2 separate regions of the Homo sapiens genome follow, and region 2 is linked to region 1. Evidence: chromatin contacts called from ENCODE Hi-C or POLR2A ChIA-PET data. All regions are on one chromosome and are shown on one strand. Each heading gives the region's core, a stretch centred on a gene start or an enhancer-like site at or near the end of the contact. The rest is flanking DNA. Distances are from core to core; before and after follow the strand shown.

Evidence for each region. Hi-C counts contacts between places; a loop is a spot of excess contacts on that map. ChIA-PET counts read pairs that join two places held with the same protein, here RNA polymerase II (POLR2A). Pooled maps may share reads with other maps.
Region 2: a loop to region 1 is called in a pooled map, with 2.0 times the contacts of the local background. The contact joins two enhancer-like sites. A Hi-C loop is called at or near these places in 9 of 168 maps with a recorded cell type or tissue (CD4-positive, alpha-beta T cell, CD8-positive, alpha-beta T cell, HL-60/S4 and 5 more), 21 of 37 single-sample maps with no recorded cell type and 18 of 50 pooled maps. POLR2A ChIA-PET finds 5 or more read pairs at or near these places in 3 of 52 experiments (CD4-positive, alpha-beta T cell, T-cell and WTC11).

Annotation. Positions count from the first base shown.
Region 1 is chr17:72,577,957-72,584,701 of GRCh38, forward strand. The region is part of intron 1 of LINC00673 (long intergenic non-protein coding RNA 673); the gene reads right to left. Among named protein-coding and RNA genes, the nearest start is that of LINC00673, 11 kb to the right of the region's middle. Within about 2 kb of position 2,720, at least 5 of the 41 ENCODE cell types and tissues checked have a DNase peak (open chromatin) inside an H3K27ac peak, as active enhancers do.
Region 2 is chr17:73,362,007-73,368,751 of GRCh38, forward strand. SDK2 (sidekick cell adhesion molecule 2) reads right to left here. Exons shown (of 45, transcript NM_001144952.2): 37 at 6,401-6,587; 38 at 3,252-3,389. Among named protein-coding and RNA genes, the nearest start is that of CDC42EP4, 53 kb to the left of the region's middle. RefSeq lists enhancers at 1,541-2,516, 2,981-3,483. Within about 2 kb of position 4,245, at least 15 of the 41 ENCODE cell types and tissues checked have a DNase peak (open chromatin) inside an H3K27ac peak, as active enhancers do.

The sequences.
Region 1 (6,745 bases), core at 1,470-3,969:
AACTTACCAAATATGTGTTAATCGACTATGTTATTGGTAAGACTACTAGTCAACGGGAGGCTATTAGCAGTTAAGTTTTAGGGAAGTCCAAAGTTACATGTGGATTTTCAGCTGCACGGAGGACCAGCATCCCTAACCCTTGCAATGTTCAAGGGTCCGCTGTATTAAGTCTTTACTAGAGTCAGCATGAGGCCAGGTGCTATGAAATCAGAGTGCACACCTATGACTATACGGAAGAAAAAAGATCCATGTATGTGGAACCATCATGGCAGTATATGATATTATAGCTGTCAGTATTATGGAAGTTTAAAGAAAAGAAAAATTGGATGAAAAACAAAAGTTTGCAAAAACAGACTTAGCACTCAACCCACTGATGAGTTTATTCAGGCATAACTTGGGCTAAGAGTGGACACGAATACTGGATTCTATGTCAGCTGCAAGTCAGGTATCCCTAACCATGCATTGGGAGAATAAGGAAGGAAGAAGAGGAGGACACAGCCCAGAAGGAGTGGAGCACCCAGCAGGTCACAGGGAAAAACCAGTTGAGACCAGAGCCCATTCTGGACCCCAAGGAGGAAGCGCTGAGGAAGCACCTCCTTGCTGCCACTCCTCTCCTCTGCTCTGCCCCCACTCCACTCCTGTCTGTCCACTCAAGCTAACAGAGATTCCTGGGCTGGTTATTCATTAGATTTGCATTGCACAGTAGAGTATACGACAGCTTTCACATAAGTCATCTCAGTTAAGCCAATGGAAACCATAGCCCAAGTTCTATACTTCTGAGAAAAAAAGTTAAAAGGGAATTGGATCTTCCATAATTAAATCCAGCAACATCAAAGCAGAGATGCAACCACAGCCCACACAGATATAACCAAGGAGCCAGTCCATTTCTTTAAGATGGACATAAGATTTAAGCCAAGAAGGGAGGGAAATATGTGGAAGGAGGAATGAAAGATTCAGTGTACCTAGTCCAGTGAATGAGACATACAGCTCCCATCCTCCCATCCCCCCAACCTCAAGGCCACACAGAGGCTCCATTCTCTACCCTCCCAATCATGTCAATTAAGAGGTTCTTTGTGCAAAGGACAGAGTGCATGGCAGCTGATGCGCGTGCAGCTCAGATGGGGCAAGGCTTTCTCACAAGGCCCCCTACCCCATTGGAAGGTGATGTAGGTACAGCCCGGGGCAGCACTCCCGCTTTCCAAGCATAACATCCGAAGAGTGAGCCTACCAATAGGTCTGCTCTGAAAACTCAACTTTGAGCTCAAGGAATAAGGTATGCACAGCAATGTCCTGGTCAACTGAAAGTTACAGCCCTTGAACTCAACACTTCCAGTGAATGCCCTGATAATGGATCCGTCTGCTGTTCCGTTGTCCCACTGTGCAGCCAACCTCACACACCTTCTTCATCAAGGATGCTGGGACACCCCTTCCCCCTGCCCCTCAGAATCATCCCTCTAAACACCAACGATCACAGGTGGAAAATGTGATAGAATTTCAACTAAGCGTGCCCTGACTTCAGCATCCTTCATGGGATTTCAACAATAGGGGAATCCGTGATGCTGACGCATGCTTTGGACATGCACATCTCCTAAGCAAATACAGTCAGGACAGTACTGTGGGCAAACGTACTGGTTTTAAGGACGAACATCACTTCTAGCTCTCCAAACCAGATTTAACGTCTGCAGAGAGAAACCTGAGGACAGCAAGAGAGAAGAGGCAGAGCTGGAGGAAAAGCCCAGAACCTGGCAGCACTGAATGAGAGTTTCTCATCAGGGAAAACTGGTCAACCAACCTCTCAGCTGATCTTAGTATTAATGACCTTAACATTGACTTTACTGTCCCATCTGTAGGGAAGGGAGGAGTCTATTTCCAGCTACACTCCTGAAAGGATGTATGTCTCACCTCTATGAGCAGAGGGAAGGAGAAGCACTGTTTTAAAGCTGTCAGTGGGTTACTAGGAGGAAGAAGTGAAGGATGAATCATAGCGATAGAAGTATTATGAGGCCAGGCTCATGCCTATGACTCCAGCACTTTGGGAGGTGGAGGCTGGAGGATCGTTTGAGCCCAGGAGTTCACGAACCAGCCTGGGTAACACAGGGAGACCTTGTCTCTACAAAAAAATCAAAAAATTAGCCAGATGTGGTAGTGCATGCCTATAGTCCCAGCCACTCAGGAGGCTGAGAAAGGAGGATTGCTTGAGCCCCAGAGGTTGAAGCTGCAGTGAGCCACAATCAAGCCACTGTACTCCAGCCTGGGTGACAGAGTAAGACTCTGTCTCTAAATAAATATATAATGTGAAAACCATTTGATTTGTGACTTCTAGCACTTTCCAAGAGAAACAGGATCCAGCTTGCAGCTAAAGCCTGGATGGATGCAGTCACGTGTCCAGTTGGAAGCAGATCAAGTTCCAGCTCCACCTCAGACCAGCACGGTAACTTTGGACAACTGACATAAGCTCTGGGAGCCTCAGCATCCTTGTCTGTTAAATGGGGGCAACAGTAACTACACTTCCACAGGACATACGGCACCTTTAATACATGATACCTACCCCCTCTCCTCCCACTTCATCACCTATCAAAAAAGGCTATTCATACTCAAGCTTTAGGTAGAAAAAAATCTGTCGCCATGACAATAAGATTTTTTTCTGACAATGGCAAACGAGGACAGCTGGGAGCACCTGCCAGGGCCGCATGGCTTCCTTTCAAAGCTCACACAACCCATGAGCGTGAGTCACTGCTCCTCAAACAAAGCCTACCTGTGTAATGTGTGAACAAAGTAAGCAAAACAGAGTCTCCCACCTTGAGCTCAACAGCCTGGAGATCAAAGCTGTCTCTCGAACATGGAGCACCCAGAAGATCTGCTTCCAAGTTGGCACATGAATGTGTGAACACAATGGAGCCCTCTACATAAATCCACTTGTGTGGCTGCTTCTGGACGAGCTCTCTGTCTGGCCTCCCTGTATTCTCAGTCTTCCCCACTGGGCTGCCAAACACAGGAGCCTTGTGAGAAGTCTGCACAAATCCATTGCCTCTAGCTCACATCGTCAGGCTTTTCATACCAGGAGAAGAACAGAACTTGCCTCCCAAGGTAGACTGGGAGCAACACCATTGGCCTAGAGATGCTCAGAGCTAGGGAACGTGTTGCCCTTTCTTTGATGAAATCTCAGGCAGCAGGTGGCATTCTAGCATCCAGTGTTTATTCCAGTAACAACTCTTCGTGCAGGTCAATGAGAACCCAGTCATGGGTGATCAACTACAAGTTTGGATTTAGTGACCCAGGAGCCAAATCGCCAGCTCCCTGATGGAACAAGATGATGTCCCATGCAAAAACAGACTCTCGGGTTTAGAGATTCAAAGGAGGAAAGAACTTTTGAGGTCCCTTCATTTGTCAACTTTTGCTAAGCATTAATATGCCCCCCACACCCTCCTAGGATACCAGGTATACAGAGGTAAGCAAAACTAATTCCCCGCCCCCGCAAGCACACATTCTGGTTTATTATCCCAGGAGTCCAATTCATTCATCGTGAACAATTGGTGGTATTGCCCTGCATGTACCTGTGCTTCCTAAGGGCGCTAATTTCCATTTGCAGAATCTTGGTGGCTCTGGGGAACCTCACAACAGAGTCAGATGTGAAGCACATGACCAGGGGAGAGTCAATCAATGTGTCCCCCCGCACCCAAGCTACTGGCCAGAGGTGTGGGTCTAGGGGTGAGCATTACTGCACGGTCAGCTCTCAGGAAGGCCACCACAAAGCCATTCTCTCCCTCTAGATCTATAGAGTCAGGAGGCCTGCCCACATGAGAAAAGTAAACTTGAGAATGAAACTTTATACAGAAGGGGAGACAATGAAAAGAGAGAGAGAGACCGAGCCAACAAATCACCCCAAAAGCACAACCCCCACACTTCTTAGTTATGTGAACAACCAAAACATCCATTGTTTTAAGCTGGATACAGTTGGTTTCTCTGTAACCTCCAACTAAAAGTGACCAATAGGAATTGGGCCCACAGACAGAGGCCCAGGGACATGTGCAAAGTCATACAGACACTTGGCACTGGGGCAGGACAGGGGCCCAGTGATGGTCCTGGGCCAAGACCTGATTTTGAACTGTGGCTCCATCCTTCAAAGCTATGAGACCTTAAGGATATTCCTTCATGCCTCTAAGCCTCAAATGCTGGAGATCATAACATCCCAGGGCTCTGAGGATTAAGGGAAGTAAAAACTCTGGAAGCACGTTCTCGAGCCTGCCGCAGGGCTGCCTCTCTTTCTGGACATTGCCCCACTGACAGGCAGCAGGGGCTGGTTGGAAACTGATATGGTTTGGCTGTGTCCCCACCCAAATCTCATCTTGAATGGTAGCTCTCACAATTCCCACGTGTCATGGGAGGGACCAAGTGAAAGGTAATTGAATCATGGGGGCAGGTCTTTCCCATGCTGTTCTCATGATCGTGAATACATCTCAGAAGATCTGATGATTTTATAAACAGGAGTTCCCCTGCACAAGGTCTCTCTTCCCTGCCACCATGTAAGATGTGACTTGTTCCTCCTTGCCTTCCGCCATGATTGTGAGGCCTCCCCAGCCATGTGGGACTGTGAGTCAATTAAACCTCTTTTCTTTATAAATTACCCAGTCTCGGGTATGTCTTTATCAGCAGCATAAGAATGGACTAATACAGGGATCATCATATCTGTTGAATCCTTACACAGGGTTGGTACAAGGAATTGGGTCACTGGACCGGGTCATTATTTCGGGGACAAGCAACATCACCCAATGGCCAGTTTGAGCGGTGAACCTTGAATGCAGGCGCATGGGCATCCTCCCCCTAAGTTGGTACCTGACAAACAGATACCTAGGATGGTAAGGGCCCAGAGAAAGGTTTGAGAAAACCATTCAGGTTCGATCACAACGGTGCGAGCAGGGAAGGGGGACAGCAGAAAAAGAAGGCAGCGAAGGTGATGAGGAAAGCAATTCCAGGAAAGCCCAAAGCGCCCAGCAGTCAGGGTGGAATGAGAAACCCGGACCGCTTCAGCTCCTTGGTTAACCGCATTCCTGGTTTCCACTTAGAAATTTAATTAAAAACCCAAACACCTGAATTTTCCGCTGGCTTGCCAGTGGCCACAGATTCCCTGAGGTTCAGAAACACCTTCCTCGGCTTAGTCCTGGATCCCCTAAAGAAGTCTGGTCTGAAACCAAAGGAGGAGGGGGTCACGGTCAGGAATCATGAAGAAGAGGTCACAGTCAGGGGTCATGGAGAATGGGTCCTGGGGGGCACCCCCACCCCTCCCAGAGAGAAGAAAGCCTCCAGGCAGGGGCGACCCTGTTCTATCACCCCAACTTCAGCAACAACAACTTTGCTTCTTGATGTTTAATTTTATTTTATTTTTATTTATTTTTTTTTTTTTTTTTTTTTTTAGAGACAGGGTCTTGCTCTGTCACCCAGGCTGGAGTGCAGTGGGATAATTATAGTTCACCGCAGCCTAGACCTCCTAGGCTCAACCGATCCTCCCACCTTGGCCTCCCAAAGTTCTAGGATTACAGGAGCGAACCACCACGCCCAGCCACTGCTTAATTTTAAAAATATAAAGAAATATCACCGTGAAGAAATTAAAATGGAAAACAGCCACATTTTTGGTGGCTCTGAGGTGACAAGGCCACTTTCCTGTCCATGCAGAGAAGGTGCAGAAGCTGCGAGGGGCTAGAGCCCTGCAAAGACTGGGATCAAACACTGTCTACCATCTGTCCCCCCAGGGCCAGTGAAATCACTTACTACAAACGCCTAATCTCCCTGGCGGCTGGACATGCGCATGGGGCACGGAGGAGCCAATCACAAACCAGAACCGACAGGAGCCTTGGGGGCTCAAACTCAGCCTGGGGAATAAAACCACAGAAGGGAGGTGATCGTCTTCACCCAGCCACACACCCCAGGTCCCCACGGGAGCTGCCACCGAACTCTGACATCCACCATGATGCTCAAAAGGCACTTTTTTTTTTTTGAGACGGAGTCTCGCTCTGTCGCCCAGGCTGGAGTGCAGTGGTGTGATCTCTGCTCACTGCAAACTCCGCCTCCCGGGTTCACGCCATTCTCAGCCTCCCGAGTAGCTGGGACTACAGGTGCCCGCCACCACGCCCGGCTATTTTTTTGTATTTTTAGTAGAGACGGGGTTTCACCGTGTTAGCCAGGCTGGTCTCCATCTCCTGACCTCGTGATCCGCCCGCCTCGGCCTCCCAAAGTGCTGGGATTACAGGCGTGAGCCACCGCGCCTGGCCTCAAAAGGCACTTTTTAAGCACCTCAAACTGTGCAGAAAAGTGTTCTCTACTTTAATAAAAGTTCCACTTCCAGCAAACTTTATATATGAAAGCGTGACTCCGCAGGGCAAGCAGCAGGGAGGATTCACTCTAGAATTCTCCTAAACAGTGAGTCCAGTCTCTATCCTCCCATCCCTCCGTCTCCACACCAACACTTCCAAAATACTCGCTCTTCACTATGTGTGCCAGATTAGGAGTTAGAGTGGGAGGGCTGGTCCACAAGGTCAGTACCTATCCACGTCATTTCACTGACTAGTGCTTTAATGCCCCTCCTGTAAAACAGGATGACACCTGATCATTTCACCAGGTTGAAGGTACTATCACATGGCATATGGGCACAAAAGCAATTGGAAAACTCCAGTTCAAAGAATCAGGGCCTACGGAACGTGCTAGGTCATCAAACCTTTTCATTTAGAAAGAATACTTGTGGCAGATTCAG
Region 2 (6,745 bases), core at 2,995-5,494, 790 kb after region 1:
TTGCCCATGCTGTGTTTCTCACAGCACGGTCCTGCCTGCTGTTCTCAGGGAGAACGGCTCCATGGTTCAGTATGTTTGGGAAAAGCTACTACTGTCTGTGTCTACTGAGTAGCCACAGGGTCCATCATCAGCATCTACAGAAAAGAGAACACTCGCCATCCTGTTTAATGTAACCTCTGCACCCCAAATATGTTTCGGCTCCATTGCTATTCCCTTATGCAGCATCCCATGGGACTAGAATTATATCCTTTTTCAGGAAGTGCTTCCATAAAAATACCAAAAGCCCAGAGTTGCGGGGACACACTTTTGACCAGGTCCTCCACCTGAGCCCCACTCCAGCTCCACCTCTGGGGTTCAGCCAGGAGCTCACATGGCCCTCCAGCACCTATATCTGCCACAATTTTTTTTTTTTTTTTAAGACAAGGTCTTGCTCTGTTGCTCAGGCACAATCATGGCTCACTGTAGCCTCGACCTCCTGGGTTCAAGCCGTCCTGCCACTTTCAGCCTTCCAAGTAGCTAAGACTGTAGGTGTGCACCATCATGCCTGGCTAATTTTTAAATTTTTGTAGAGACAGGGTCTCATTATGTTGCCCAGGCTGGTCGCGAACTCCTGGCCTCAAGTGATCCTCCCACCTTGGCCTCTCAAAGTGCTGGGATTATAGGCATGAACCACTATGCCCAGTCCACCAAGCTTTTTAGGGCAAAAGTGAGGATGCCTCAGCACCCCAAATCACAGCAACTAGAGGGGACGCTTGAGCCAGCTTTCAGGAGGTGGGGGTTTGCACTCTGTGCTTCGCGAATCCAAATACTCCTGACTGCCAGCCTCCCTGGGAGCCGGGGTTAGTGTCATTTCCCATGTCCATCGAGCACGCCAGTCACCAGTGAAAGACAGGCCTTGCAGCCAATAGGCTGGGCTCAGACCCAGTGATGGCGCCGGCCCCGGCATGTCCCTTAACTTGGCTTCAGTTTGTTCTGCCGAGTGAGGGTGTCCACAGCATCTTAGGCAGGGATGCTATGAGCTTTAAGTAAAATAACAGAGCATGTAGGTGCCTGACCTATTTATTGACTAAGTGGATTACTAATATTATCGTTTTGAGGTGGATTTTCACTATTGTTGCCCAGGCTGGAGTGCAATGGCGCGATCTCAGCTCACTGAAACCTCCGCCTCCTGGGTTCAAGCGATTCTCCTGCCTCAGCCTCCCGAGTAGGCGTCCACTACCACACCCAGCTAATTTTGTATTTTTAGTAGAGACAGGATTTTGCCACGTTGGTCAGGCTGGTCTCGAACTCCTGAACTCAGGTGATCCACCGCCTCGGCCTCCCGAAGTGCTGGGATTGCAGGTGTGAGCCACTGCACCCGGCCGCTAAGTGGATTACTAAATGATGGAACAATGTAGGCTCAGAGGGGCTTCCTGAAAGAATGAAATGACCCTGGGACCAGGAACAGGGACTCTGGCTACCTGCTCCTTGACAATTCTGAACAAAGCCCTCATCTGCCTGGACCTTGGTTTTCCCTACAGGACAGTGGGGGCTGCTGGGCTTTTGTGAGGCTGGTTTGCTATTGACCTGAACCCAGGATGAACTGGGGTGTGGACACTGGGCTGTCCAGGCGGGGCCTTGTCTTGCTGTACTTATTAACTGAACTATTATGGGAAGATGGGAATGTGTAGGGGTGTGGAGTTGAGCCACACAGTCCAGATCCCACCAGACTGTGGAATTGGAAGGCAAAGAGCTCACATCCTCAAGTTGAGAGGGTCCTGGACAGGCCAGGTTGAGGCCCCTGTGAAGAGGGCTTGTGCTGGCCCCCTGTACCTTGTCTCGGGGACTGCTGTCCTCTGCCCCACTCCGGCCCTGCACCTGACTGGATCTCCTGCTGGGGCCTGGCTCCCCCCTGGTGTTCTAACACACAGCTCCCCTTTGCAGAACGAGCTGCTGGCACCCAGGTGGTAGCAGGGAAGACTGAGGGCCATTGTTCCCTAGGCTCACCGAGAACTGCTGGTCACAACGATGTTCCCAGGTCTCTGCCCCTTGTTCTTGCCAGGCTCCGTGATTGGAGGGGGTGAGAGTGAGAGGGGTGGCTCCAGAGGTCAGCCACACCCCCAGCACCTGGCTGGGACTAGTCCCAGGCAGTGAGGAACGCAGTTTCCTTCCTGCCTAAATCCCATCCTCATAGGATGGTTGTTCATAACAAAATGGCAGGGATTTCTTGGCATGTTACCAGGGGTAGAAAGCTGGCAGGTACCAGATGCCCATTGTCAGGGGCTGCGCAGCCCAGCCTAGGAGCCCAGAAATGGGCAGGTTCCCAGCTGGGGCCCGGAGGAAGGGGTCAGAAGACCAGTCAGATGAACAGGGTTAAGGACAAGAGCGAGGTCATTTGCAGAGCAGGGCTCTTGATCTGGGGTCCGCAGATAGCAGTGGGGGGTGCAGGGACCTCCTTGGTCTTGTGTATCTTCCTGGGGAGAGGCTCTGAAGCTTTGGTCAGATTCTCATCAGATTCTCCAAGGGGTTCCTGACTCCCACCAAAGCTAAAGAAGGACTAACCCACAGTAAAGCTGAGAACCCTAAGGTTTGGGAAAGGGCAAAGTAGGACCCTCAGGGGCTCCCCTCTTCTTTTTCTTTTCTTTTTTCCTTTTGAGATGGAATCTAGCTCTGTCGCCCAGGCTGGAGTGCAGTGGCGTGATCCCGGCTTACTGCAACCTCTGCCTGCCGGGTTCAAGCGATTCTCCTGCCTCAGCTTCCCGAGTAGCTGAGACTACAGGTACCCACCACCACACCCGGCTAATTTTTGTATTTTCAGTAGAGACGGGGTTTCACCATGTTGGCCAGGCTGGTCTTGGAACTCCTGACCTCAGGTGATCCACCCGCCTCAGCCTCCCAAAGTGCTGTCATTACAGGCGTGAGCCACCGTCCTTGGCTGCCCCCCTTCTTTATGGTCTCAACAGAGCCCTGTCCACTCAGGTTTCCCTTCCTTTCCTCCCTGTTTCCGTTGACCAAAGGGGGAAGAATATATTTAACGATTCTCTGCCTGGAAGTTAGGAGACCTGGATCTCTCTTCCAACTCTGCCCTCAACTTGCTGTTGTTTTACCTTGGAAATGCACTTTCCCTTGTCTGGGACTCAGTTTCCGTGTTTATAAGATGGGGAGACTCTCACCGAATCTCACTCATGTGTAGTGGCTGTGATGGGCGCTGAGATGAGAGCGAGCTTTTGCAAAGTGGGGGGCTGGGGAGCTGTGCTGGGGGGTCCACTCACCATCCACGGGGCTGCAGGGCTCGTACACCAGCCTGTAGCCCTCCAGGATGCCATTGGGGAACTGCGGGGCTTCCCAGGACACATTCACTGAGGTTGTGGTCAGCTCACTGAACTTGACCGAGCTGGGAGCGCTGGGGGCTGCGGGAGACAGCAAAGGGTTTTTGTTTCCTTCTTCTGTGGAAGTTCAAAGCCTCGGGTTCAGCTCCAAGGAGCTAGCGGGAGTATTGGGTCTGAGCCCGGGAGGAACAAGAGCGTGGGGCTCGGCAGAAAGGGCGGGCAGGAGGGGTCACTGGAGGCCATCAGGCCCCCTTCCTCTCCTCTCTCAACTTTCCAGTATCAGAGTCCTAAGAACTGGGAAGAAAGAGAACTCGATTTTTCCCTCAAGTTGCAGAATTCAGGCTTCTCCCTGCTAAGTGGCTCTGAGCCCGGGCTATGAGTGTGGGACAAGCTGTCACACCCCCGGGGTCATCGTGGGGCAAGGCCATTTCCTGGCTTTGCGGGGTTCGTCTTTTGGCTTTCGTGGAGAAGGTGGGGGTGTCTGGGCCTCAGAATATTCGGTAGGCGCTAAACAAAGAAGACACCAGAACCACAGCAGACGGAGATGGCCTTCCTCTCCTCCTGGGGCTCCAGGGCTTGTCACAGAGGCCCCACGCAGTCAGGGGGAGCCACGCCAAGGACAGTCAGACCCTCTGGGAGAAATGTTTTCTCGGACCAAGAACCCTGTGGCAACCCCAAAATCATGGGGGTGGGGGCTCCCCTGATGGGGAGGACAGAGGAAGGGCAGGAAGCGTCCCAATCTGCGGCATCCCCAGCTGGCCCAGGGAGGATGACCAGGCTATTATTGTCCGGCGCTGCCTCCCCACCACGCTGGAGCTAATCCGGACCTGCTTCCGGCTCCAGCCCCAGGAGGCAGAGTCAGCGAGTGTCTTTGAAGGAGGGAGGTGAGCTCAGGGGGCCCTTCCTGCCTCCCCTGTGCTACAGGGACGTGGGACAGAACATGTTGTCCTGCTGCCGCAGTGACGGAAGCCTCGGGTTCCCTGGGGTTCGCATCTGGCAGATGGCACTGACAAAAGAGTGGCCGGGACAGGAGGCGGACGGACAGACTTGTATATTCAGCAGCTCACGCTCATTCTGGCCACCGTCAGACCCTGGGGGTAGTGGAGGGAAAGGGTTCCCTGGAGCCAGGGCTTGTCCCCAGAGAGGGTCATAATGAGGAACTGATGCCACAGGTGTGCCCTCTGCAGCTCTTTAAAAGCCACATGTCACTGACAGCATAGGAAGCAGCAGGTTGAACAAGATGCTCAAGGGAGGCCGGGGCAAAAGGCCAGTATTCCAGTCCACGAGGACAGAACACTTGGTTCTCTCAGAAATCCTGGGTTCCAGCCTCTGCTGCCCCAGTGACCAGCTGGGCAACCCTGGACAAGTAGTATAACTTCCTGGGTGACCCCGGCTCATCGTGAGATGAGGGTGCTGCCTGCCCTGCCTGTCCACGGGGCTTCTGGGAGGGTTAAGTGTGACAGTGCCTGACTACCAGGCTCGCTCTGCACACAGGCAGCAGGATTCTCACCAGCGCCCTCTCCTCTGCACCCGCCACCCTTCAGCCTCCCGATCTCCCCTCCCTGCCTCTACTCTCTCCCCTCCACCAGGCCATCTTCTGCACAGCAGCCGGAGCACTTTTCTCTAAATGTAAACCAGACCCTGTTGCTCAACTGCTCAAGCCCTCCCATGGCTTCCCAGCATACTTTTTAAATTTTTTTATTTTTTAAGACAGATTATTGCTCTGTCACCCAGGCTGGAGTGCAGTGGTACAATCTCAGCTCACTGCAACCTCCACCTCCCAGGTTCAAGCGATTCTCCTGCCTCAGCCTCCTGAGTAGCTGGGATTGGAGAAGGGTGCACCACCATGCCCAGCTAATTTTTGTAGTTTTTTAAGTACAGATAGGGTTTCATCATGTTGGCCAGGCTGGTCTTGAACTCCTGACCTCAAATGATCCACCCACCTCGGCCTCCCAAAGTGCTGGGATTACAGGTGTGAGATACCATGTGTGGTCCATTGTACTTATAATTAATCCCAATCCCAATCCCCCAGCCTGAGCTCTCGCCCCATTTTCCTGCAAGCCACCTGGCTTTCTCTGCGTTCCCGGGTTCCTCTCCAGCCCCTAGGCCTTAGCACCTGCGGTTCCCTCTGCCTGGAGCCCCCAGCACCCTCTGCCACCTCCTGAGAGCATCTCATGGCTGGCCTCTTGTCTTTTTTTTTTTTGGGACAGAGTCTTACTCTGTCACCCAGGCTAGAGTGCAGCAGTAGCACAATCTCGGCTCACTGCAACCTCCACCTCCCGGGTTCAAGTGATTCTCCTGCCTCAGCCTCCCAAGTAGCTGGGATTACAGGCACGTACCACCATGCCTGGATAATTTTTTATATTTTTAGTAGAGACAGGGTGTCACCATGTTGGCCAGGCTGGTCTTAAACTCCTGACCTCAGGTGATCCACCTGCCTTGGCTTCCCAAAGTGCTGGGATTACAGGCGTGAGCCACCATGCCTGGCCCCTGCCGGCCTCTTCTCATTCAAATCTCACCTCCTCAGGGAGGGCTTTGTGGGTGAGCCTATCCAGAGCCATCCACCCACTCCTGCCTCACTCTTAGGTCACCTGTGCTGACCCCCGTCTGCATTTACTTCATCAACTTGCTTATGATCTGTCCCCCGCACTAGGGTGGGGACCTTGCTGGTCTCACTGTTGTGTCCCTAGCATCTAGCATGGCACGGGCTCATAAGACACTCAGTATTTGTGGAATGAACAAAGCCAGAGAGACAGAGGGAAGGCAGGTGGGAAGAAGGCAGGGAGCAGAAGTAGGCTGGCTGGGAGGGGCTGGGGGTGCTGACTGTCCGTCTGCAAGGCGGGGCAAACGGTGGGGAGGACAGGGATGAGGTGTGGGGGTTTCTCAAGGCTTTATGGGGACAGCTTCTCTTTTCTGAGAATGGGCTCTCCCACTTGGGAGGGTGTCTCTGGGGACCTGGGTACCACGACCAGATCCTCAGGCGGATAAGGCAGCTGCCCCCATGCCTGCCAAGAGCCCGGATGCCAGGTAGGTCCTCTTGCAACCCCCCGTGGCCGACCTACCCCTCCCCTCCTCAGGGCCCCCTCTCCCACCTGCTTGCTGGGTCTGGCCTTGGGTGGGGGTGCTCCGAGGCCCATCCCCAGCGGCGTTGAAGGCGGCCACGCTGACCATGTAGGCCGTGTAGCCAGTCAAGTTCTTGAGCTTCACGCTGTTCTCAGCCAGGAAAAGCGTCTTCACTCGCTCTGTGAGGTTCCCCCGCTGGGCTTCCCAGAAATAAATCTGTGGGAACAGAAGGATGTGGGAGTGAGGGGGACAGGGGCAATGAGAGTCCCTCCTGTCCCTGCTGACCTGTAGTCTCAGAGACACCTTCATTGCTGTGAGTCACCTGGGAAACAGCGGAGAAGTCTTTAAGAGGCCGGGTGCGGTGGCTCACACCT